Linked DNA regions of Homo sapiens: region 2 is linked to region 1. A link is a loop called in an ENCODE intact Hi-C map of the cell type or tissue named here. Cell type or tissue: CD4-positive, alpha-beta T cell. All regions are shown on one strand.

Region 1 (8,000 bases):
ATGAGGTCAGGAGATCGAGACCATCCTGGCTAACACGGTGAAACCCCGTCTCTACTAAATATACAAAAAATAAGCTGGGCGTGGTGGCGGGTACCTGCAGTCCCAGCTACTCAGGAGGCTGAGGCAGGAAAATGGCGTGAACCTGGGAGGTGGAGCTTGCAGTGAGCCGAGATTGCGCCACTGCACTCCAGCCTGGGCGACAGAGCGAGACTCCATCTCAAAAAAAAAAAAAAAAAAGTGGTATCTATATTATGACTAGTTTTCATAACAGTATATATCTTTCCCATCCTAATGATGAGGAAACTGAGGCTCAGAGAGGTTACCTCACTTTCTAAGCATTACCTGCCACATAGATGGTGGTATTAGAATTTATACCGTGGCCTCTTTACCTCTTAAATTTCTTAGTATTTTCATTCCATGCTATTTTGAGGGAAAATAACATAACTTTAATTTTGTCTTATCTGGAGCCTTATAATAAGTGCTCAGTATTTACTGAGCAGATAACCTTGTAAAGTATTTAGGCTGCCAGAATTATAGATTAACTGCAAATTCTTCTACCATTTGTTCTGTTCTGGTGAATTATAAAGGTAAACTAAAAATGAAACCTTACCAATTTTTGGCATGTTGATCTTAGAATGTTAATAGTTTTGAGCTTGAATTGCCACTCAGTCTGGATCAGATTGCCTGCCTGGTGTCTGTGATATATGGAAGTCCTTTAAGATAGTATAAAAAGTGGAGTTTGAGGTGTTTTCCAAAATTCTGAATAAAAATTATAGACTTAGTAATACTGCACAACCAAATCAGATTCTTATCTGTTTATTTCTGGCTGGCAGCACTTTAGTCCAGTGAGACTACTGGTCTCATGATTGACAGTTATATAAATGACTGAACAGAGTTAATATGCAGTTTGGCAGATAAATTTTTCATTTTTTTTTTTTTTTAGAGATGGGGTCTTGATATGTTGCTCAGGCTGGAGTACAGTGGCTATTATTCACAGGTGTGATCATAGTGCACTGCAGCGTCCAACTCCTGGCCTCAAGCAATCCTCCCTCCTCAGCCCCGTAACTAGCTGGGACTACAGGGATACACCATTGTGCCTTGCTTAGACACATTTTTAAACATGGAATCCATTTGTGTTACATTAAGAAGTGTTCTTGGCTGGGGTTGGTGGCTCACGCCTATAATTCTAGCACTTCTAGAGCCCAGGAGTTTGAGACCAGCCTGGGCAACATGGCATAACTCCGCCTCTACAAAAAATACAAACATTGGGCATGGTGGCACATGCCTGTAGTTCCAGCTACTTGGGAGGCTGAGGTGGAAGGACCACCTGAGCCCAGGGAAGTAGAGGCTGCAGTGAGCCTTGATGGCACCACTACATTGCAGTATGAGTGATAGAGACACCATCTCAAAAAACAAACAAACAAAAAAAAACAGAAGTGTCCTTGCCTAGTGAGAAAGATTAGAAACTGCTGCAATAGAATCATAGGTCCTTAAAGGTACCTTAAGCTAGTCATCTTTCCTTCTCAATACAGGAACCATTATCATCCTGATGGATACCCAGTCGGCCTTTGCATGGCTGTTTTTGGTTACTTGCTAGTCAGATTGAATTATTTTTTTCTTTATACCATATTCAAATCCATCTAACTTTACTCTTCTAAATTCTCTTTGTACCAGCTTGAAAAAACACTTGAGTGACATAGCCCTTCAGATTTTGAAGTTAGCCATTAAATGTAACTCTCCCTAGTACCATTCAGTATTTCTTGTATGAGATGATTTATAGATTGCTCTCAATGAGAGGATCCTTTTTTGAAATGGTTGATTGCTATCAAACAGTATGTATATTTATTTATTGCCAGTAAGATTTGAAAGGATTTTTTTTTTTTTTTTTTTTTTTTGAGACGGACTCTCACTCTGTCACCCAGGCTGGAGTGCAGTGGCACGATCTCGGATCACTGCAACCTCTGCCTCCCGGGTTCAAGTGACTCTCCCACATCAGCCTCCCATGTAGCTGGGATTACAGGCATCCGCCATCATGCCCGGCTAAAATTTTTTTGTATTTTTAGTAGAGACGGGGCTTTACCTGTTGGCCAGGCTGGTCTTGAACTCCTGACCTCAGGTGATCCGCCTGCCTTGGCCTCCCAAAGTGCTGTGATTAGAGGCATGAGCCACCGCACCCTGCCAAAAGGATATATTAGGCCTTATAAATATTTTGACTCTCTATTTTTTTTTTTTTTTTTTTGGAGACAGAGTTTTGCTCCTGTTGCCCAGGCTGGAGTGCAGTGGGGCAGTCTCAGCTCACTGCAACCTCCGCCTCCTGGGTTCAAGCAGTTCTCCTGCCTCAGTCTCCCGAGTGGCTGGGATTACAGGCACATGCCCGGCTAATTTTTGTATTTTTAGTAGAGATGGGGTTTCACCGTGTTAGCCAGGCTGACCTCAAACTCCTGACCTCCGCCCACCTCAGCCTCCCAAAGTGCTGGGATTACAGGCGTGAGCCACCACGCCCAGCCAAATATTTTTATTATACCATGCATATTGTAGAATATATGCTCTTGGTACTATGAGGAATATAAAATGGTCTCAGTAAGTATTGTATGTGCAGTGTCTTGCTGAGATTACATCTTAATAAAAACTGTTGAACTGTTCATTAAATTTTCATTAAAGTTCTGTCTAGATGGCCAGGCACTGTGGCTCATGCCTGTAATCCCAGTGCTTTGGGAGGCCAAGGCGGGAGGGCCCAAGGCCAGGAGTTCAAGACCAGCCTAGGCAACATGACAAGACCTCCATCTCTACAAAAAATGAAACTAAGAAGTTCTGAATAGGAATGAAAGGGTGGTAGGTGCTAGGAGTTTGCTGCTTCTTGAACCATAGCACTTTGCTAAGTTTAAAAAAAAAAACAAAAAAACCTATGTATAGGTAAATGCTCACGTACTACAAATGTAGCCAATAATTTCAAGGGCTTCATGGACCTCAGAGGCCCCTGGTGAAAAACACCTGCTGACAATAGAGGGAAGAGAGAAGGAGTTTTATTAACCCTATCGTCCTAACATGCCCTAGCTATTTTATGCTTAGATTTCCTCTTTGGACATTTTAATGACAGCATAAAATGTAAGTCAGTATGCTCGGATAGCGTTGGTATAATTGGTATAATGTTTTGTTTTTATCTTTTGCAATGCATGAAAAGAATATATTTCATATATTGGTTTAAGTTGTCCTTAAGGAAACATTATTTTTGTTTTATAGATTGGGGGAAGTGAAGTGTAAAAAGTCATTGTTTTGAAAAAGAAAGACATTGATAATTGCCAGTATTAGTGTTGCAAAAAGTAAAAATGAGCACAGTTTTATTTCCTTTTGTTTGTTCATTTTCGTTTGTGATAGTGTATGTTAATCATTCAGACTCCTTTTATGTCTCCAAAGGACACTCTGATTGTGTGGTCTGAAGCAGAAAATTATGACTTGGCCCTTAGCTTTCAAGAAAAAGCTGGATGTGATGAAATTTGGGAGAAAATATGTCAGGTAATTTTTTAAATAAAAAAATCAACATGCTTTCTTTAAGTGTTTAGTTTTTTGCCATGCTTTCAACTAATGCCCAAGAGTTTAAATAAATTTCAAATTGATCTTTTAAATTCACTGCTGTCTTTGAACTTGATTTAAAGGAAGGTGTAATTTATTGACACTAAACTCTCTAGCTCATACCTTTGCTGAACTCCAGTGTTTTATATCCACCTGCCTTTTTGAAACTTTCTCTTTTCATGTTCACTAGCATCTCAAATTTAGTACTCCAAAACCAAACATAATCTTCTCACATATATCTATCCCATCTCCTTCTAAGTGCCATGCAGTTGCTGAAATCAGAAACTTGTGGATCTTGTTTATCCTTCCATCATCGCTTTTATCCATTCAGTCCCTCGATAATAAATCTAGATCCATTGGCTTATCTTCATTTTTACTTTTGTAGTTTTCCAAGCCACCATCATTTCTTGCCTGGTTTATTGGTTTTGTCTTGACTGATCTTCCTAAATCAACATTTTAGCTAGAGCAATTAGGTGATCTTTTTAAAAATGCAAGTCTGATTACATCACTCTTTGTTCATAACTTCTTGTGGCTTTTGAAAGAAAACCCACCCTTGTACTTGTCTTGAGCAGTATGGCTGTTGACTGACTATTCAGCCTTACCGTGCCTCTAGGCTCGAATGTTCTTAATTTATTCTGGAGTTTCCCTAGTGACATAATCACAATCTTTTGTGAATTTGCATTTGTATGTGCTCTAGTAGCTAATGCTGTTGGCTCTTGTTATACACTTCTTAGGCCATTTCTTTCTAGAGAAGGTTTCTCCATCTCCATGTTTACTTTATCTAGAGAATAATCTTCACCAGATTCCTTAATTCCTTTGAATGTGGCCCTCAAACCAGCAGCACAAGCATGACCTGGGAACTGATAGAAATGCAAATTCTGAGACTAGCACCCCTCCCGCCGACCCCAGACCTACTGGATCAAAAACTGCAAGTAGGGTCCAATAATTGTTTTTTAAAATCCTTTCTTAGGAATTCTGTTTTCACAAGCCCTATAGGCCAGACTTTTCTCTGTAAAAAACAAGATAGTAAATATTTAAGGCTTTGCAGGCCATATAGTCTCTGTCACAGCTAGGTCACCTCTGCTGTTCTAGTTCGGAAGTAGTCATAGACAGCACATAAATGAATGGAGGGGCTGTCTTCTAGTAAAACTTTTATTTACAAAAACAGGTGGCAGACCAAATTTGGCTATGGTTTGTCGCCCCCTGCTTTTGGTGATTCTGATGCACCCTAAAGTTTGACAGCTATAGCATTCATAGAAGATATAGTGTCCTTAGCACAGTTTTTCCTTGACTTAATGGAATTTATTTCAAGAATATATTCTACTTCGCTGTGCTTTTCATAAATTAACCTGTCTGTTAAGCTGTCCCTTTCCTTCTCTGAAACATGAAAGGACTAACATTTATATCTGAATACCATCCATCTTTTTAGTTTTTCTTTGCTTTCCATCCAACAATTATATTTATAGCATATGTCTCTAGATTTTGTCTTGTAGTGTTATCCCAAAGAGAGAGAGGTGACATTAATGAGTTCAGGCTATGTTAATAGCATCTGTTATTCAGACAAATCTTGTTCTCCTCTCTCATCTTTCTGAATCAAACACTTCCACTCTGGATACAGTCTTCCTTTATGCCAATGTGTAACTCAAACCTGAACTCACTTTGTCATTGTCATGCCTGGCTCTCCTTTAATATTGTCTGATCTTTACCTTTGTTTGGTCTTTAATATCATAAAGTTTTTCATCATCTTAATAATTTTATCACTAGCTGCTTTAATATTCTTTTCTGATACTCCCTTTCAACTTTTATATAGTTTATGTTCAAGGTGTCATTTCTCAGTCACTCTTTTTATGGGTTCTGTCTGAACTTCTCAATCATTTTCTAGATCCAAGAAAGTCATTACATTTTGCTCTCTGAGATATTAAATGTTTTTCTATTTCTTGAACCATGTTCACCAATTTGCTCAACTCAAAAAGATGGCATTCTTAATATAATAAGGGCACTCCTCTCTTTTCATTTGGTTTGCTAATCAAAATCTAACATTTTTCTGTGGATAAAGTCATAGTTTGGGTATCAGGAACTTAAAACTATAATGAGAGCTTACATAATTAACAAATTCAGAGCCAGTGTGAGACCATGCAGGTACAAGCCATGAATGTGACTTGCCTCCTTTCAGTGCTGCTGTCCACTTGGTTGAGGTCAAGACCATATCACCTTGCAGCACATTTCAAGAAAAGTATTCCAGGTCGTCATCTTTTCTAGTATCTATCAGTGCATCTGTTCATTACGCTAAGCAATTTAAGTTTCTTGGCTTTTCCATATAAGGTCTAATTTTTTTCATTGCTTTACCATTCTACTTGGCCTTCTACTTGCTTTAGTGTTCACTGTCCCAAATTCTAGGGCCAAGATAACAAAATTTGTTTCATTTCAAAGTTTATCCTTGACCTTTTGTTACCAAAAAAAATGCCTTACTTTAAAATGTAGTCAATATAAGTTACCTTTTTATAATAAGAGCCCCTCCAGTGGCATAAAATTAGGTTTTATGACAGATTTTCAGGCTCCTAGAGGGATCATGAAGGCTACAGGTTAGGGTGTGTAGAAAGGAAAATATTTTCGTGGTTTGGTTACTTAACCTTCAGCAGACCTTTTTTGGGAATAACTCTACTACATATAGGTTGTATTTACTTTATATGTGGCTTCATTTTTATGTAGGTACACTTGTATTCTGCCTAGTGTTTTTTAAATCCTGTGTTTGGGCTGTCAGTATTTATAGAAGATCAGTGACTCACTTTGGTCCAAAGCCAGTTTGTTCATGCTCTTTGGCCCTTGGTTTCTACAATCAATTGATGTTAAATATTTTCCTTTTTGCTTATAATTATATATATTTTCTGTGATCATAACATTATGATATTTGGTGTTTATTTGGTCTTCACCTCAGAGTTAAATATTGAAGAGTTTGGTGGTGGCAGTGTCCTTTAGCACAGTCCTAGGACTGTTTCTGAGACTTGCCTTGGTCTGCTGGAAAAGAGGGCCAGGGATATGAGATGTTAGTGGCTGTTTTAGCATCAGGCTTCTATGTTGTGGGTCTGCAGAGGGCTGTTTCGTAACAGTCTCACTTAGTTTAGCCTGTCCTAGAAAGTTGTTCTTGCCAGCAGACCTCATACTTTATAGGGAAGCTCATTCTGTTTTTGAACTTTGACTAACTTCCTTAAAATTGAAAGTATACATATTTGGAGAAATGTAATGTAGAAAAGTAGGCAGTTTTGTCTTGAAAATGACCATTATAGGTTTCTTACAACATTTCTAGTATTCATCTTAGAGTAGCATTTAGGTTTGCTGGTCACCTGTTATCTATTTTGTCAGCAATTAAATTTTTTTTCATAGGTTCAAGGAAAGGACCCTTCCGTGGACATCACTCAGGACCTTGTGGATGAATCTGAAGAGGAGCGTTTTGATGATATGTCATCGCCAGGCTTAGAATTGCCATCTTGTGAATTAAGTCGCCTTGAAGAAATTGCAGAACTTGTGGCATCATCTTTACCTTCACCTCTTCGTCGTGAAAAACTTGCACTGGCACTAGAAAATGAGGGTTATATTAAAAAGCTCCTGGAGCTTTTTCATGTGTGTGAAGATTTGGAAAATATTGAAGGACTGCACCACTTGTATGAAATTATCAAAGGCATCTTTCTCTTGAATCGAACTGCTCTTTTTGAAGTTATGTTCTCTGAAGAATGTATAATGGACGTCATTGGATGTTTAGAATATGATCCTGCTTTATCACAACCACGAAAACACAGGGAATTTCTAACAAAAACAGCCAAGTTTAAAGAAGTGATTCCCATATCAGATCCTGAGCTGAAACAAAAAATTCATCAGACATACAGAGTTCAGTATATACAAGATATGGTTCTACCAACTCCTTCGGTCTTTGAAGAAAACATGTTATCAACACTTCACTCTTTTATCTTTTTCAATAAGGTAGAGATTGTTGGCATGTTGCAGGTGAGTTAGATCATTCCTTTTTTCATATTTCAAGAGATGCAGCGAAAACAATTTGCTCCTTTTAAATACATACATTGAGTTTTAATTTTGTTAATGTATAAAGTTAAGTATTGTGAGTTATTTTAAGAGATTATAATATACAATAATAATACGAGACCAGAAGGTTACTCTATCTGGGGTAGGAGAGGTAAGTGTGACAAATGTAGTTTGAAGAAATGGTATGAGGGGATGATTTTTTGGATACAGGGTCTTGCTCTGTCACCCAGGCTGTAGGGCAATAATGCAGTCTCAGCGACTGCAACCTCCACCTTCGCTTCCCTGGCTGAAACAATCCTCCCACTGCAGCCTCCTGAGTAGCTGGGACCACAGGTGTGCACCACCACCCCCAGCCAATTTTTGTATTTTTTGTAGAGATGGAGTTTGTCATACTG
Region 2 (8,000 bases), 300 kb before region 1:
GTTTTATGAGAGTGAACTCTACAATTGTGTAACAATAAGAGACGTTTTGCCACCTTTACGTGTTTTCATAAGTGTTATTACATTGTGGGTACAAAACTGTAATAAAAAATAATAAAAAAATTTAACCATGATTTCCCTTGTGTTTTATAAACAGTATGACTCTATCTTTTAAAATATATTTTTTAAATGCCAAGGACAGCAATTTTTTTTCAATCAGCAAAGGTTTTTTTTTTATGGCTACCAAATTAGTTCATGTGAAAAGTTGTTAGTTCATTCTCATTCTGATTACAGTCAAAAGCAATAAATTAACTTATTTATTAGAAGTCAGCATTTGTTGCCAAATAACAAGTTTTATCATCAATTTAGACCTTTTCAAGGGGAAATTAAATTCCAACAGTTGAGTTTGTACTTGTTAAGCAATTCACTTTTCCTTTTCTATCTCTTCATTTCTTATGGCATGACTGGTTTGAAATACAGAATCATATTTTAAGAAAACACCAAGCTTCTGTCAATGTTATGTATATGGAGAGGTTGGAGTTTTTGTTGTTTTTTTGTTGTTGTTGTTTTTCCCAATGAGCTATGAGCCAGTTATTGGGGAATACTGAGCAATGTCAAATATAAATGTCTTCATCAAGTGTCATTCAGTTGTTCTGTAACTTTATTGGAATCAGTACTAACAAAGACTTTGTGTCTGTCTATGCTGAGCCCTAGTATGATCTGTGAACATTATGTTCCTACTTTATTCCTATTCTTACTCTTTTCAACATGTAAACAATAGTGTTTTTGTGTTTGGACAACCATTCTCCCTTTTATTTTTCAGTCCAAGGACCTTGGAATCCACCTAAGTAGTCTGGCTTGTGTTGTATTTCACAGACAAATAACCAACTTTCTTCTGCTGTTGGTCAGCAGTACTGAAGAACACATTTTAATTTTTCCTCTTCTCTAAGTCTCCTTCATTTTGCCGTTTGCCTCAGGTTTTCTTTGACCTTTTCCTTATTATTTACTGCCTCATCACTTTGACTAGCTTCCTTCTTGCCAGCTTTCTTTAGCTTGCTTCCATTCAGCATAGTAATTCACTCTTAATCCACAGATCTGTTTATTGCTGTCTTCTGATTGTGGTAGCACCTACTCTGATCTCCATAATTAGAAAATAATGATGATTTTCATATGTAACTTTTTAATCATATTTCGTGTGTTCTCTAAAAATAATTTGACTACATTTAGTTGTTTTGAAAGTGTATTCCTTTTGTGTTAATTTCACTGGCATTTTCTTCAGTGATACTGCTTATTAATTTAATTTGCTTTTAATTTGAATTGGCTCTAGGTGTCACAGATTTTGAAGTTTCAGTACATAGATATAACCTGTATTTTCAGAAACCATGCAAATGAGTACTTTAAAGAATTCATGATATTTATCTTCATAACTTTGTCTTGTAACTTATAGTTTTGAATATCATTTGAAAGGAATACTTTCAAAATTTCTAACCTTAGCTTTTTATCTTTTAATTTTTGAATTGTTTCAAAAACTTTATTCTTAACTACCAAATGACACTTTTTTGATATGCAGGTTTGCCATGCAGAACTTGAATTGGGGACTTGTTTTCAAGCAGTAAATAGCAGAATTCAGTTACAAATTCTTGAGGCACGGTACCTTCCAAGCTCATCAACACCTCTGACTTTGAGTAAGTATATCAGTGGTTCAAAGTAGAATCTTCAGAAAGTATTAGTAATAGAAAGTATTTTTTTTACATTTCTTACAATGGAGATTAAAATCTTAGTAACTTTTATTATTTAACTTATTTACTTTAAATTTAAAATTATAAGATTTCAAATTTTAGCCATTGTGTCTACCTTAATACAGTGGTCTCTTGAGTGTTATCCAGTTATGACCTCTCTGCCTTTGATACTGTTTTTTATTTAGCTCATCAGTTCATACAGGTTGAATGTCTAGAGGATTTTCAGTTATATTTTACCACCTGAAATGATTTATCCTCTCTCTAGGTCTGTGCCCTTTGTGGAATGCCCTGCTAACTAGAAACTTAATTGTAAAAAATATATATATCAAAAACAAACCTAGAAACACTTTTCTCTCCCTGTGTTTTGTCTACAACCAGGAGTTGTGATACTTTGGTTGTCTAGTCCCAGAGATTTGAGTGGGCAGAAGTGCCCCTTTTCCCTACTAAAAGAAGGGAACTGTATGGGGGCAGGCAAAAGCAATGCATGTTCACCGTAACTAGAAAGACTAAAAATAAATGAAACTGAGCATTCAATTCAAGAAGCTAGAAAAACAACAAACCCAAAGAAATTAGAGTAAGGTATTAAAGCTAAAGTTGAAGGTGACAGATATGGAGACAACCACAAAAGGCATAATCAATAAAACTAAAAGCTGCTTCTTTGAAAGAATCATTAAAATAGACACATCTATAGAAGGTGAGATCAAGTGAAAAAATAGAGAAAACATGAATGATATTCTGAGCAATGAAGAGGATATAATTTCAAATTCAGAAGAGATTCTATCATGTATAAAGCAATACCATATATAGCTATACCGATTTATTTGGGTATCTATGTAAAATAAATGACTTTCTGAGAAATTCAGCAGTTGAAAGTAGAATCTTAAGAAGAGGAAGAAAATCCGAATAAAAGAATAAGCATGAAAAGGTAGTTAAAGAACTGCCTCTAATAAAAGCACTAGACCAAGGTAATTGTACTGGGAGATTCTACCAAATTTTCAAGGAACATGTAATTTCTGTTGTATATAAGCTGTTCCAAAGCATGAAAAGAAGATGGAAAAAGTAATTTTGTGAGGTCAGCATATTCTTGATACTAAAACAGAATGGATAGCACACACAAAAAGTAATTATAGACTAATGTCACCTGTGTAGATAGATGGAGAATCCTAAAAGAAAAATGAGCAAATAAAACCTAACTTGGAATAAATCATCAGAACTATATATAATTAATTCTAGGAAACAAGGACAACAGATGCTGTTTATGACGGGCTTCCCTTAAAACAGCTTATCAGGATGACCACAACTCTTCATTCTATCAATCTGACGGTCGGATCTCAGCCCTCACTGTGGCTCCCACCTTTCTGGGAGTTCTCACTTTCTTGCTTCCCTGGCACCCCAGCTCTGTCACCTCCAATTAGTCAGACTGTACTTTCTGCTTGAGCTGTAGGCACTGTGTGTCAGTCAGATAGGGGAGTATGCTTAGGTGAAAAGCTATATCAACCTGAATTTTACCCAGTGAAGTTCCCGTCTTTTACCAGTTGACTTCCCTCCAGTTTCTTTCTGCTTTTAGTGTTTTAAAATTTTTTTCCAAAGTTTATAATAGTTGTTTATGGGAAGGTTAGTTTATACAAGCTATTCTGCCATTACTGGAAGCTCTATACATCTCAAATTTAAAGTACAGATTTTATCTAGTGGGCATATACTTAACTCCTGGAGTCTTTTATATTTTACCTATATAATTGTGAAATAAATACCTCCAGCTGTCCAAAAGATTGGTACCTCTCTTTAGTGTGATCCTTTTCAGTGTGCACTCTTTTACTGTGATTGTTGTTTATGCCTCCATTTCCAGTCTTTAATGGCATTCAGCCACAGAAAGATTAAGTTCATTTAAAGTTACAGTAGTAAAGTATGGCCAAAGTTATAAAGTTGATTAGAACTGTTTTCTGTTATGGTCGTAGCTCATCAAACATTTAAAAGTGACTTATCTATATTTTTTACAATAAATGTTATATATATATATTCCAACTTGGATGTGTATATACACATCTTTATATGGTATTTTGAATAACATTTTATAAACCAATATTTCTAATTTTTTAGGTTTTTTCGTGAAGGTGGGAATGTTTAGCTCGGGAGAGTTGATTTATAAGAAAAAGACACGCTTACTGAAGGCCTCCAATGGAAGAGTCAAGTGGGGAGAGACTATGATTTTTCCACTTATACAGAGTGAAAAAGAAATTGTTTTTCTCATTAAGCTTTACAGTCGAAGCTCTGTAAGAAGAAAACACTTTGTGGGCCAGGTTAGTAGGAGTTTTTATCCTTCCTTATATTTTTCTATGCATTTAAACAGTCAGTTAACAAAGGGAATACAGGATAATATTAAAGTCAAATAGAGTACAGTTCTTCAGCATCATAAATCAAAATTCAATTGCTACAAAAATCGAAACTTGTCAGACTTTTTGCTTTAATACAAATAGTTGGAATTTCTGAGCAATCAGGTTTATCTTTAAATATGTTTTTTTCTGAGCTTTTTTACTTCAAAAACGATGAGAATTATCAATTTTTCAGTACTACTGACTTGTTCCTTGTGGAAGGAGGGAACATTAAGTATTTAAATCAATTTCTTAAGTCTTCGAGTATCAAATTTATTTTGTTTAATCTTTGATTTAATGTTTAACATGGGCACTTTTTATATTCTCTTACCTGAGTTAGTTTTGAATTCCTAGAACATGTCCATTTTAACAGTGGTTGTGATATTATTTAGTTAATACTACTGTCTGGATTATTTTAAAATCTTGGTACAATTTGTATAAAACAACATAACACTTGTTAACTTGCCAGTCCTCTAGGAACTTGTTTCCTTTCCTTACTCTGAATAGACTAGTGGTAGCTGTCCATTATCTTTTACCTTAATTACGATTGTTTGAACCACATTTAAATTCCAAAATCTATATTATTGGTTTAAAAGCTTCAACTTGACAAGATATTATTAACAGTCTACATGAAATCCTCAAATTATATATGAATTTTCAAACATTGATATCAGCTCCTTGATTTACTTTTTAATATATATTTTTACGTAAAATACTAATTAAAATGTTGTTTTATCATTTATTATTTGGAAAAGAGCTTGAATTTAAGAATTCATATAACCAGCATAATTTTGAAGACCATTAAGCCTTTATGAAGTCAATTCAGTTAAAGTTTTCGTATATCATCGAGCCTCAACTTAACGGTATGAATGGAATAGGAAATTTACTTGAGATGATTTTCATGATAACATTTGTGGTGATTCCATTCTCTTGGCTAAGATTCTAGTTAGAATAATAATTCTGGAAAGGTTCTTGCTGGTCATCTGCTCCGTATGGCTTATCTGGTATAGCCTTAGGAGGAACTATGATGGGGTAGCCAAAGGGGAACTCAAGGTCTTCCACCCCTGTATCAACGAAAGTACTCTAATGTCTGTTTTACATACTGGGATTATTTGTAAGATTTCATTTGAAAGGAAGGTTCTTTAGACCAAGAAAGAAAAGGAAAAAGGTTGAAACCAATGACCTGCTCCAATCTCTTAGAAACTGAATCTCAGAGAAGTTAACTTCAAGGTAAAAGCATTTGTTAGTGCTAGAGGTAAGATGAAAATTCAAGTTTTTTTATTCCTTGTCTTCATAATAATATAATTATTGTGATGTCTTTTGTACAATTTGCATAATACTATGTATACATTCACATGTAGTATTTAAGTTACATAAGTGATGGGTACTATGAAATTACTATTGATCAAGAATGACTATTAGATTTTAATTAAGATTACACTTTATTTCTTGTAAAAGGTGATTTAAAATGCACATTCCTTACCAATCTAATTTGAATCATGATTAGCCTCAGTTTAATTATCCTTACAAAAATATTTTTGAGTGGTTGGGATCAGTTTTAAGTTGAGCTCCTAGATTTGTTGAATAGGAAAGGATACTAATAACTGTTCTAGGGGAAATGATTTTGTAATATTTCACCTTGAATTTTTGAACTGAACCTTATAAACTAGTCTTCAGAATGACTAAGCAGGTTAAATGTTTTAGCATTTAAATGTCAAATAGAGAAATCAATCTGACTTTTGGAAAAAAGAAAGATGTTTAATTTAAAATATGTAAAGCAAACTTCCAAATTTCTTCCATCAGTAAGAGTAACTAACTGTCTGAATGTAGTTATTATTATTGTGTCAAGTTAAATGATTGTACATACTTTCCTTTACAGATTTGGATAAGTGAAGACAGTAATAACATTGAAGCAGTGAACCAGTGGAAAGAGACAGTAATAAATCCAGAAAAGGTTGTTATCAGGTGGCACAAATTAAATCCATCTTGAAGACTTCACACATTAATTTGGTGAAGAACTTGACATTCTTTTAGAAGACTTATGATTTCAATTTGCTACCAATGAGAAGAGGCAAATCAACAAATTTGTCAATTTATGGGGGCTATAATTATGGTATATAATGTATCTGATAGAAAATTTGATAAGAAAATGTAATGAATTTTATCAGATATCCAAAGTAAAGGAAATGTTTTAAAACTGCAACAAGAGACACAGACAGTAAAATCAAAGTATTATTAGGATGACTAAATAAATTATAAAGTCTGTGAGAATATCAACCATAGATAGTTCTTTCTATATTATGTTTTCGCTTTTGTATTTTAAGCTTTACTTAGATATTCAAAACCTGGTATATCAAGTCTCTGTTAGTACTATTGGCATTTAGAAGACTTTACCATTATTTCAGTGCTAGGCATTATTGATTAGGTCTTGGCTCCACTGTTTACCTCTTGCTATGTATTTTCTCCCGGTAAAAATGAATTGAACCATTTCAACTATTTTCTATATTTGGAGAAAGTTTGTGCCCTGTGTTTTATAATTTTTTTACCCATAAGACATCACATTATCCCTTTGTAAGCTACTTATCTCCAAAAAACTTCAGAAATAGAAAACTACATTTTGGCAGGAATAATTGAAAACACCAGAAGGTTGAAGTTTAATTGGAAACCCAGAATATACATACTTTGCTGTTTTCTTCCCTCAAATATTTTACTATTTGTTTTATTTGGAGTTAAAATAAGAGTATCATCCATATGGTCCATCCTAATTCACAGAATTAAATGAGCTTAAATAGAAAATTCAGTATTTTATGATAATCACTTCGTTTTTAGTTTTTAAAATTTAGATTATTCTATAATTTACCGTGTTTGAGTATTTTCTCATTTTTTTCATAACCATACCTGATTATACTGTGTAACAAATATTTTCTATTGCAGTTTTCTTTCCAGTACTTATTAGAACTCAGTATTTGGAAATAATTTCAGCTTAATTGACCATAAGAACTGTGGCCAAAAAGAACAGTTTTTTGGAGAGGCAGATGACATTATACCTGATTTTAGAAAATCTCACTTTATTTTTGCTAATAAGTAGACTAAGTGCTCTGTGTTCTCAGTCTTCCCTTTTTTTCTGCCCCCATTCTTACTTTGTCCCAGGCATGCAGAGAAAGATGGTGATATTTTAGGCCAGGAGTATACCTTGCTATAACCTAAGCATGCCTTCTTTATTCCAGCTCCTATGTTCTGTGTATATCATTAACATTTTCCCAAATAAACACTTAATTCTCTTTTCCCTAGGTGCCATCTCCTCAAGCTACAAAATGTCCACATCTTATATCCCCTTTGCTTCTACTGCTCTGATTTTGTGGTACCAGTACTCTCTGCCACTGAACATTTTGAAATATTTTTGTTTTAGATTTGCAAAAAATGACATATAGGTCAGTACTCACATGGATTTTTAAGATAAATCACCTGTGTGATAATATTTTGAATCTGAGACGAATACAACTTTTAAAAATTGTTTTTAAAAATAGACTTTTTTTTTTAGAGCAGTTGTAGGTTAACAGAAAAATTGAGAGGAAGATAGAGATTTCCTTTCTCCCCTGACAAAGCCCTCAACAGCCTCCCAGGCTATCAGTATCCTGCACCACAATGGTACATTTGTTACAATCAATGAACCTACTCTGAAACATCATTATCATCCAAAGTTCATGGTTTACATTAGAGTCCCCTCTTGGTGTTATACATGCTAGAGGACAAATATATGATGATATGTATGCATCATTATAATATAGTATAGTTTCGCTGCCCTAAACATCCTCTGCAAATGCAACTATTTTAATGGGTACCAAAGAAGTAAATGTATTTACTGGCTTTTAGATAATAAATAACGGGCTTTATT

Evidence for each region. Peaks named below come from ENCODE experiments on the same cell type or tissue, not always from the same donor. Only the 100,000 strongest peaks of a DNase experiment are listed, where the experiment ranks them.
Region 2: it touches region 1 in a loop (1.9-fold over the local background); 2 of 110 quality-filtered maps call a loop at or near these places.

What each region holds. Positions count from the first base shown.
Region 1 is chr14:91,481,145-91,489,144 of GRCh38, reverse strand. It overlaps PPP4R3A (protein phosphatase 4 regulatory subunit 3A), which reads left to right. Exons shown (of 15, transcript NM_001366432.2): 3 at 3,415-3,513; 4 at 6,952-7,569. Among named protein-coding and RNA genes, the nearest start is that of PPP4R3A, 25 kb to the left of the region's middle. In CD4-positive, alpha-beta T cell, no CTCF peak of the experiment used is centred here; DNase peaks (open chromatin) are centred at 4,174 and 4,754.
Region 2 is chr14:91,781,195-91,789,194 of GRCh38, reverse strand. TC2N (tandem C2 domains, nuclear) reads left to right here. Exons shown (of 12, transcript NM_001128596.3): 10 at 1,568-1,682; 11 at 3,834-4,033; 12 at 5,985-8,000. The coding sequence ends at 6,095. Among named protein-coding and RNA genes, the nearest start is that of CATSPERB, 53 kb to the right of the region's middle. In CD4-positive, alpha-beta T cell, no CTCF peak of the experiment used is centred here; no DNase peak of the experiment used is centred here.